Linked DNA regions of Homo sapiens: region 1 is linked to region 2. A link is a contact called in ENCODE Hi-C or POLR2A ChIA-PET data. All regions are on one chromosome and are shown on one strand. Each heading gives the region's core, a stretch centred on a gene start or an enhancer-like site at or near the end of the contact. The rest is flanking DNA. Distances are from core to core; before and after follow the strand shown. Region 1 has its middle 6.9 kb from the start of DLEU7-AS1. Region 2 has its middle 110 kb from the start of DLEU1-AS1.

Region 1 (5,112 bases), core at 786-3,285, 170 kb before region 2:
AAGTGTTCAAGAGCCACATGGGGCTGGTGGCTACCATATTTGACACACTTTAATGGGTTAATTTTATTAATGTAGAATATTCTAATATAGAGAGAATTATATCAATAAGGAAATGTCTAACAACCTAATAAAAAAGGGCAAAGCATTATTAATTCACTAAAGTTGAGAGAATTTCAAGTTAAATTATCAGAAAATATTACTTCACATCAGATTGACAATGATCAACACATTCTATAACATGCTGAGTCCATGAGGAAGGGGAGAGTGAGTCGTTTCACACACTGATGGTTAAAGTATAAATTCGTACAATCTTAGTTGAGGGAAATTTGTCAATATCTATCAAAATGACAAATGCACATACCTTTGACCTAGCAATTCCAATTTGAGGAATGTTTCCTACAGATGTATTTGCAAATGTGTGAAATGATTTATGTACCAATGACCTGTTAGGCTATTGGTTATACATGTAAAAATCTGAAACTGCCTAAACGTTATCAATAGGGAACAGGTTAAATAAATTATGAAACATTACACAATGAAGTGCCGTGTGATAAAAACTAATAAGAAAATATATTATGTAATAATGTAGAAGCCTATTTAAGCTCTATTGTTATGTGGATAAAAAGACAAGGCACAGATAAGTATAAATAGCGTGGTCCCAACTGTGTAAAAAAGTACATGTACATGTATGATATACACATGTACAGACATATAAAACATATCTGGAAATATCCATATATAATTAGTAATTCAGGTCGCCTCCTGTGAGGAGAACTGGTTGTCTCAGTGACAGAGATAAGAGGGAGAGTTACTCTTTAGTGTATATCCTTTTGTGCCATCCAAGTTTAGTACCCCAAATATGTATGACCTATTCAAAATTAAATAAAATATTTAAATTAGTTTTTGAGGGCATTGAAACAAGAACAACCATGGAGAAAATTTTATTCAATTTTTGATATATATTGCATTTTCTTCATTTCTGCTTAATATTTCTCAACATAGCTGTTGACATAGGTACTGTCGCTTTCTAAATGAAGACACCAATATGAAGAACATGGGCTTGCTATCTAAGAATTTCATTTTTGGCTCCAGCTTTCTTGAGAGTCAGGAGCACTAATTAAATGGTTTTGCTTAGTTCTTTCTTTCTGACCTACTCTGTTTAGTGGAACCAAATGGGAGGTATTTCCAAATCATAATCTCTTTCACCAATTGCTCTCTTAACTTGATTGTACCTTCCTGGGTGGAGAAGCATCAGTTGGGTTTCTATTGAAATCAACAAGTGCCCAGTTCCTCAGAGGCCAGCCACTCTGGATTAAACTGCATCAGGCCTGTTCCCAGAAAACTAAACTAATGGGCTTGTGCCTTTTTTTTTTTTTTTTTTTTTTTTTTTAGTGTATAGAGGCTCCCTTGTTCATTTTGCCTTGTCTCTCTCCTGAAATCCTGGCTGGTTCCAAGTCCTGACTACCCCCATGAGGAGAATCACAGCCCACCTTTAGTGGCACTGATCCAAGCGGGCCTTCCTTGCCCACCTCCAGACAACTAAGGCATTGGCAACACAGCATCTGGCACAGATTCTCTGCAGGCAAGATTATTATACCAATTGAAAATGGGGTTACAATGGCCAATTGGAGTTTGAGGCATTTAAAAGGTAATAATAAATCTATTGGCAATTGAATAGTCATTAATAACACTACCATGGAAACAGATTGACATAGATTTCTCAGATTCTCATGAATTCAACTTTGAACTCCCTAACTTGGTGTAAACAAAATGATGTTGTGGTTTGTGGTGGTACAAGGGCGCGCTGAGGTCTCAATGTTGGATCAGAGTTTTCCAGAATCTACATATATGCTCCTTGGAAGGTAATTTAAAATCATGTAAAATCTCAACCAACAGTGCAGTGCAAGGTGCTGAGGGCTCCCTGTGCACCCCGTGAAAATGGCCAAGGCATTGAACGAAAGGGATTAGGTATTTCCATGCCAACCAGTGGAGGTCAGTGTTGAGTCGTCAATCTCTTGCCTTAACTGGATGCATTATGTTGCCACAGTAGACCGGTCTCTGCTCAGAAAAGGGATACTCAAAAATGAAAATGTGGGGCTGATGACACTTCGAAGTATGAACAACAGCTCCGTGCTGCTAAAGAATGGTCACCTGGAATAGCTGAAAACATCTGAAGCGACCTCAGGAAGGGTTGCTGCACTGGGAGCAGGTGGATGGAGGGGTGACGGTGTAGTTATGCAGCTTCAGCTACCGAGAGCTCACTTTGCCTTTCAAACCGACTCCCCTCCCAAATTCCTCTCCACTGAGAGGTACTGGGATCCAAGATGAGCATGTTGGTCTCTTTATTAGCTAAGCGAGTTTTGAAAAAGCAAGGAGAGGACAGCTAAAGTTGCTTCCCAAGAGTAAAGGGACCTTCTTGTAGACAACAACTTTTTCTGTAGAGTCACAATCCTCATTTCTATGAAATGTGAAAAGCCTCTTCAAACATTCATTCCAAATTGAGAGTCAGCCCCACTGCTGGCTTGCTAGTGGTCACTCTCAGAGTGGGCCTTCCTTATTAATCTCTAGATACTGTCCACATGGGGAAACATAAAGTGTGAGGGAAGAGCCTAGCACTGTATGCTGCAAAACTAACCACTAAAACACCAGGAAAACATAAGGAGACAGAAAAGTCCAAGAGGCCATTGAAATCTCTGTACTTTCTTCACCTCGCCTCTCTCTTCTCCCTAAGGGCTGCAAGCTTCCTCTCCATAATTCGAGGATTTAGGGTATAAAGCACCAAGCAGAGTATTTGTCCAAAGCAAATATTTAAGCTCCTGGACATTCATTCAGCACGATTATTTTGGTCTTCATCATGATTAACGTGATTTGGCTGGAGGGGAGGATGGGCAGAAGTTTTAATGTGCGGGAAAACCCCTGAGGTTCTATTTTTAGATGCTTATGTTCTTCCTCAAAGGGCAGCCTAGGAGGAGTGAAGGCAGCTCTGTTTGTTTAATGCCAGGGGGTATAGGTAGCAATTAGCAACTTAAAATTATCCTCAGTGAGGAGGCCCCTTCATTCCTCAGGGTGTGGTTCCTGTTCAAAGCTCAGATATACAAAGTGTATTTTTTGAAACTGAAGGGGAAGGGGTGCTTTCCCACTTTCTGAATTTGGTATTCTGTTTTACATTTTGTCGGTATTTTTGAATATTTTAAATCTATTTTTTACACTCAGTCAACCGGGCTGAGCATTAGCCATAGATAGGACTCTTCTGATACAAGTACTATGTGCTTTAACTTCCAGATGCCACCTCTGTCCTTTTCATACCATGAGCTTTTATTCTCTTTTGCCCTTTCTTACACTACTTTCTATTTGTCACACTCCTTTCTTTGTGCTTTCTTAATCTGCCACCCTCAGCAGAGGCATCGTACCCAAATGCTGAAATTCTATTTATTCTGCAAACTTAGTTCAAATGTCATCTCCTGCATGAAGCCTTCAATGCCCCTTGCCAATCTTTCTTCACAGGCAAAATTAATCATTCCCTTCTCCATACCCCCAGAGTTCTGTGTACAGTTTGATAGTGTCTACACACATATATGTGGACATCCAGTAGTTATGCAGCAAATCTTCAGCAACGCAGGACAGATAATCTAAAACTTCTACTGTTGCTATTGAGAGAATGAAGACAATGCAATACAGTTAGCAATCACAGAGTAAGACTCCAACATAAGCAGAGGAAAGAGAAGTATCTAAATAGAAAGTTGTAATTGCTGCCCACAAACAAGAGGGTCCTAATATAATACCACTCCCTTCCATAATAGTGAAGAGAGGAAAAGATATTTTGTAGCAGTCGTCTTGTAGAGTCCATTTTAAGGCAGCCCCACTAAGTTTCTGCATGTGCCCGAGACCTGCTACTACAGTAGCAACTAGGAATGGAAACTGCTGGTGCTACAGAAATGCTGTTATTAAAGGATCTAGAGTTTAGAATCTAAACTACAATGTCAAAGCTTTTTACAATTGCAGAGACGCACAATTGTCTGTATAAAAATCACTTTGCTACAAGGCAGTTAGTTACTAATCTGACCAACCGGCTGGAGTGAAGGTGAGACATGGACCAAAGTGGAATAGAGAACAGGATCAGCAAATAGCACAAACCCGTGAAATGCAATAGAATACAAGAAATCCACATAGGAACAAGGCAAGGGTGTTTTACACGGCCATTTCTGCTGAGGATTGTATCAATGCATTAATGAAGAAGGGCTTGCAGTGAGTCCAGATTGTGATTATCTCTGTGTTATTTGAAGGTTGTAATATGCATATATGTGTGCATGTGTGTAGGAGGATAAAACTGTTACTTCTTCACCAGTCCACTGCCCTACCCCAACCAAGGCAAAGCTCATTGTTTGTGGTTAGCTGACTCAGGGAGAGGATGTATTAATCAAAAGCAGAGAATAGGGACCCTGTTCTGGCTTTTGAGGTTTCAAAAACATAACCCAGGGAAAGGCAGGGAAAATTCGGAGCAAAGATCCTCACTTCCAGGAGAAAGATAAAGCTTCTCCAGCTTGGGTGAAAGAGGAGAGTTGGAGGAGAAGCAAGAAGCCCTGGACAGTGGCATGCCTTTTCTGCAGGTGGAGTGAGGAGGGAAGGAGGCCCACACAGGTGAGTGGGTCCCAAGAGCTAGGGGGAACCAGGGTTCCAGAATACAGAAGGCTCCAGGAGCAATGGCTGTGTGCACTAGTGCTTTGACAGTCTCCTCGAGGTTCCAGCACTCTGATACAGGGAGTGACCAGCGGAATTGTCCTGCTTATCATTTCTAGAGTGGCCTGGAGGTTGACATGAGACCCGGACAGCCTCAGAGAGTTTCTCTTGCCTCACTGCATGTTGGGAGCAGCCAAATAGCTTGCATGAGCTCAAGAACAGCCCAAATATAGTACAAAGAGTCCCCAGGCTGGACAAGGCCCTGCACACATGATTTAAGGATTGTGGGTGGAGACCCAGAGAGATGGAACAATGGGAGCTGGCATCATCAGGTGAGAAAGGACTGAAGGCATTGGACTCCTAGCCCTGTCCCCATGCCACCTTGAACGTCTATGGCATCACAAATTGCCTAGGTGTCAGTGTATGTCCCACTGG
Region 2 (4,988 bases), core at 2,469-4,968:
TAATTTAAATTATTCAGAAATGCTTTCAAGTTATTCCAGAAATATGTTAGAGCACTATGTGATGAAGCAGTCCTGATAGCCCACTGCGTATGTCTCCTAACTGAGGGATATTAAGTGCTATGTCATAAAGGACTGAAAGCTGCACCTCAAACATGATGCAGCTTCCTGTTGTGCCCATTTTTGTGATGGCAAGTTATTTAAAAAGCAATTTTTTATCTTTATATAATATGCATATTATTATGGAGCAGAATGCAGTATTTACTTTTTTTAAAATATTCAATTGTGAGACTTTAATGATATCTAGCACACATGACAGGTTCTCACCACTGTGTGCCCTCATTCACTCTCTTCCCCATTAGGCATATGTCTTTTGATGGCACAACATCAATGATACCCTACCCCTTCAAGGGATCTGGTATGTCTGTTATAGAAAGCAAACCTCTCTAATGTAAAACAGTTTGAGGGCAATCAGGGCAACATCATATACACAAAGAGAAATAATCAATTGGATCTTTGCATCTATCACATGTTCAACATGTGTTCTCAAAATAGGAAGAATTTTCCAGCATGTAATCATCCTTTTGGGCATTATCAGACTTTTAGATATCACAGGAGTAACTTAGCATTTCTACATGTAAAGATTTTTATCCATTAATTTCTCATAATTCTATAAAGCAAAATAAAAAATTTATAAAAAGCAATCCCAAAGCATAGAAAATAAAATGGAGCCTCTGAGCTTAAATCTAAATGTTGTCACTTGGAATAATTCTTTTCTTTGTGGTCAAGCCTACCTTGGTTGCCAACTTGACTCAAAATAAAAGAACTATTTCAAGTGATTTTAAAATTCAGTAACTGGTATGTTCTTGCCACTGCACTCCAGCTTGGATGACAGTGAGCCTCTGTCTCTGAAAAAAAAAAAAAAAATCGGTAATTGGGATATATCCTACAGTCAAAACAACTACAAAAAAAAAAAAAGAAAAGAAAATCTTAAACTGTTTTCAGAAATCATAGTGTTGGTAGTAGTTTTGGTATTGTTATTCTAAAACTGTTTCAGAGACATGGTAAGATAGAAAAAATGGGTGGGTAATTATATGATATTCTAATTCCATCAATCCCACTGTCATAGAAAACTTAGATACTTAGCACAGAGAAAGGAGATATAGATGGAAGATAAAAAAAATAAGACTCTACAGAACTAAATTTGCACTGGAAGTCTCAATATGAACTCTCAATATATTTCATGCTAAAAAAAATCCCAAGAAACAATGAACAACCTAGTAACAATGAATGCTCCCAGTTTCTAGACTGTGGCCCACATACCATTTTTCAGTAAAAGAAACCAAGATTCTCAAGAGAAATATGATTCTAGATCTGAAATACACAAGATGAATCAAATGATTCAAAAGCCAACTCAAATAGGCTCCCACTGGCCAAAGATGTGACATTTATGCATTCAAAAGAACAAAGACGGCCGGGCGCAGTGGCTCACGCCTGTAATCCCAGCACTTTGGGAGGCCGAGGTGGGTGGATCACGAGGTCAGGAGATCGAGATCATCCTGGCTAACACAGTGAAACCCCGTCTCTACTAAAAATACAAAAAAATTAGCCTGGCGTGGTGGCGGGTGCCTGTGGTCCCAGCTATTCGGGAGGCTGAGGCAGGAGAATGGCGTGAACCTGGCAGGCGGAGCTTGCAGTGAGCCGAGATCATGCCACTGCACTCCAGCCTGGGCAACAGAGCAAGACTCCATCTCAAAAAAAAAAAAAAAATAGCACAAAGACTGCAATTAGCTAAAAGATGCAAAATATATTTAAATTCATGACTTCATAATTTTTTTAAAAAAACTCAGTAGTTATCTTCAAATATTTTTCATTATTGAAAACAGACAAATTAAGGGAGAGAATCAAGCACCTATCCTGTCTTCCCCATTAGAAACAGCTCTGAATAACATAACGGTCAATCAGGGAAAGTTTCTCTTTATAGAAGTTATTATTCTGGCTAATAAATGAAGAAGTAACATAGACTAACACCATTTAAAAAATCCCTAATGAATTAACAGAGAACCATATTAATTAATGCCACAAGGATACAATTGACAAAATCCAAACTGTGGGAAACCTTGGCTTATTCAACAGATAAATTGAAAGGACTACATAACAAGAGGTGGAAATAGAACTTATTAATTAATAAAGACTTAGGAACATATCCACTAGTCACAAGATTTCCAGTGATCTCACAAATATAATTTTTAAAGTTTGGTTTATTTGAATCCCGTTTCAAAGAAACTGAACTTTAAAAATTGTATTTATGAGACCACTGGAAATTTGAATACCGAGTTCTCTAATCAGCAGAAACAGATCTAATCAGCAGAAATGGATACTGAAGATTATTCTGAAAATACAGCCCATAAGGAGTTTGCAGAAATCCTTGGGAGGGTAATAGACTTCCCATGATCTATGGGAGGGCTATTGCAGTTCCAAAAGCTTATGTCTAGGTCCTTCCACCCCATAAGCCCTAATACATGCATTAATCACCCTTTTTCACCCTAAGTGACCAAATAACTGATCTGAGGAAGCACCCAGGAGGCTTGGGATATACTCCTGATTGTCATTAGTTACCACATGACTTACGACCGGCACTCAATTTATTTGGTCCTCAGTTACCACATTGGTACAATGAGAATAGCTTCAGGTTCTAAACATGACAATGATTCTATTCTAACTCGTGGTGTTGTGAATTGGTGCAAGGGGTGGGTAACCAGCAGCGAGCAGACTGAAACTCACAAATAGGTCCGCAGGTGATGTGTCCTTTCTTGTGTTGGCATCCCCAGAGAGGCGGACTATGGCCAGAGCAGCGACAAACACACTGAGGGGCCTTGCGGCAAGGGAGACATCCCACTTCCTGTTGTTTTCCATCGTTATAGGAGTGGGGTCTGTCTCTGAATTACAGCCTCTTGGTGTGAGAGCAGTCTGAGAAAATCAATATTTTGGGCTCAGCTACTAAGCTGCCTGAGCTTAGGTTCTAGCTGTTTAGGGGATTGCTAGGAAATGCCAGAGGCTCAGCACCTGGAGGCTTTAGGGGTCCTAAACCTGTGGGAAGTTAGTTTGAGACAGCCACTCCCACTGGAGAAAGGAATGTCCCTGGTCCTATGAGAACTTGTAGCCTCTCCTAGGAGAGGTGGGGCTTTCAGGCTACCTTGGTTGCCAGGCAACCCAGAGAAAGCTCTCAGGCCAGGGTAATTTACATACTCATTCTGCTTGTCTCCACAATTAGGTATCTATGTGGGTAATTTACTTAAACAAAGTTTGACATTTATTCATATTGTTACCAAGCAAAAGGCCTTGCTGCCTGAAGTGCTAGAAACCAATACTATGACACTGGGGTTTTGAGAAAATAAAAGCTTTTTATTGTAGGTCGACCAACAAGGGGACAGAAGTTCAGCTCAAATCTGTCTCCTTGTGCTGACTTTAAGGCAGTATTTTTATTAGAAAAGGGTTAGGGGTGGATTCTGAGATTAACTGGTGATTGGTGGAAGGAAAGGGGAGATCCAGAAAATCCTTGGCACACACAGTTATCTCTGCACGCTTCCTCATGGGTCACATGTTGCAAATTTGGGGGAAGTTAGTGTGAAACATGCAGTGGAAATTTGGGTTGTGACATCAGCAAGCTCGTTCTGCACTGACTCCATTTGGCCATATTGGTTCCAACTGATTTCAGCTAGGTTTGTTATGTTGCAAGCAGAGGGAGTTTCCGCATTTCAGCAAGTTTTTTCTTTTCTTATCTAGTCACTGGTTTCTTTAACTGTTTGGGTCACAGTTTCAATAATACAAAATGTCTTGAGTTTCTAGCATGAGAGAGGAACAAGAGACACAGCAATGAAGAGGCCAGATGGCTCATGGAATTTTCATTCTAGACTATGACATCTCCAAAGTGTCTATAATTTTCTATTCATTTCCCTATGTTTGCTGTAATGCTTTGCCCTAAAGATACAAAAGGGTATGGATTCTTCACTGCATTTTCTCTTATCTCTATCTCTCTGTAACATTTCTTCTTCTGTAAAGGGAACAGATTGGAATTGACAGACTCTAAGGATCTTTTCAGGGCAGAAGTCTTGTTATATGAACGTTACGGTAATTAAAAAGACACCTGGGAAAGAGTCATATGAAAACTGAACTCAGAAGGAGAGCCCTAGGTGGAGGACAATGGGGAACTGGAATTTCTTTGCCCTGATTTCAGAAGCTTCCAGTTGTTTCTGAGATAGCTCTTGAAAAATTGCTGTTAACCTGGTACTCTCTAGTCATAAACATGCTCAGACTTAGGAAGTAGAGTCACAGATGAGGTTCCACAAAATTATAGCGATGCGGGATAGGATACAGGCATGTCAAGACAATGTGACTTTGAAAAGATGATAAGGCCTTTAAGGCCTGGAAGCACCTGATGTGACCAGATCAGAAGGTAATCTTTGGAAATTGAATCCTATCTTATATATCTGTGTTTCTCCCCCATTGATTTTCCTTGAGAATTAATTAAATTCTGAGAGTGCTCTCAGCCTATCACAGCTATGCTAAAGGGAGCCAATGATATTATTCCTACTCAGATTAACTGGGGCATACAATTTTATATTTTGAGGTAAAAGCAAGGCTCTCCACCCCACAGCATCCCAAAGTGCCATGGTCAGCCTCTGCACTCCTGTTAGAGTTTACTCTATACTCTCCAGACCAGGAGCCCCCAACCCCAGGGCCACAGACTGGTACTGGTCTGTGGCCTGTTAGGAACTGGGCCACACAGCAGGAGGTGAGTGACAGGTGAGTGAGAGAAGCTTCATCTGTATTTACAGCTGCTCCTCATAGCTTGCATTACCACCTGAGCCCTGACTCCTGTCAGATCAGCAGGCAGCATTAGATTCTCATAGGAGTGCAAACCCTATTGTGAACTGTGTATGCGAGGGATCTCGGTTGCATGCTCCTCATGAGAGTCTAATGCCTGATGA

Evidence for each region. A loop is a pair of places that touch in the nucleus more often than their neighbours do. ChIA-PET counts read pairs that join two places held with the same protein, here RNA polymerase II (POLR2A). Pooled maps may share reads with other maps.
Region 1: a map of B cell shows a loop between it and region 2 (7-fold over the local background). The contact joins two enhancer-like sites. A Hi-C loop is called at or near these places in 3 of 168 maps with a recorded cell type or tissue (B cell, CD14-positive monocyte and PC-3), 2 of 37 single-sample maps with no recorded cell type and 6 of 50 pooled maps. POLR2A ChIA-PET finds 5 or more read pairs at or near these places in 1 of 52 experiments (activated B cell).

What each region holds. Positions count from the first base shown.
Region 1 is chr13:50,798,399-50,803,510 of GRCh38, reverse strand. It overlaps a transcript of DLEU7 not described here. Among named protein-coding and RNA genes, the nearest start is that of DLEU7-AS1, 6.9 kb to the left of the region's middle. RefSeq lists enhancers at 2,046-2,145, 2,216-2,265. Within about 2 kb of position 2,035, at least 2 of the 41 ENCODE cell types and tissues checked have a DNase peak (open chromatin) inside an H3K27ac peak, as active enhancers do; they include B cell, where a contact is called at or near this core.
Region 2 is chr13:50,634,386-50,639,373 of GRCh38, reverse strand. No RefSeq gene overlaps it. Among named protein-coding and RNA genes, the nearest start is that of DLEU1-AS1, 110 kb to the right of the region's middle. RefSeq lists enhancers at 3,007-3,301, 3,698-3,897 and a silencer at 3,007-3,301. Within about 2 kb of position 3,718, at least 4 of the 41 ENCODE cell types and tissues checked have a DNase peak (open chromatin) inside an H3K27ac peak, as active enhancers do; they include B cell, where a contact is called at or near this core.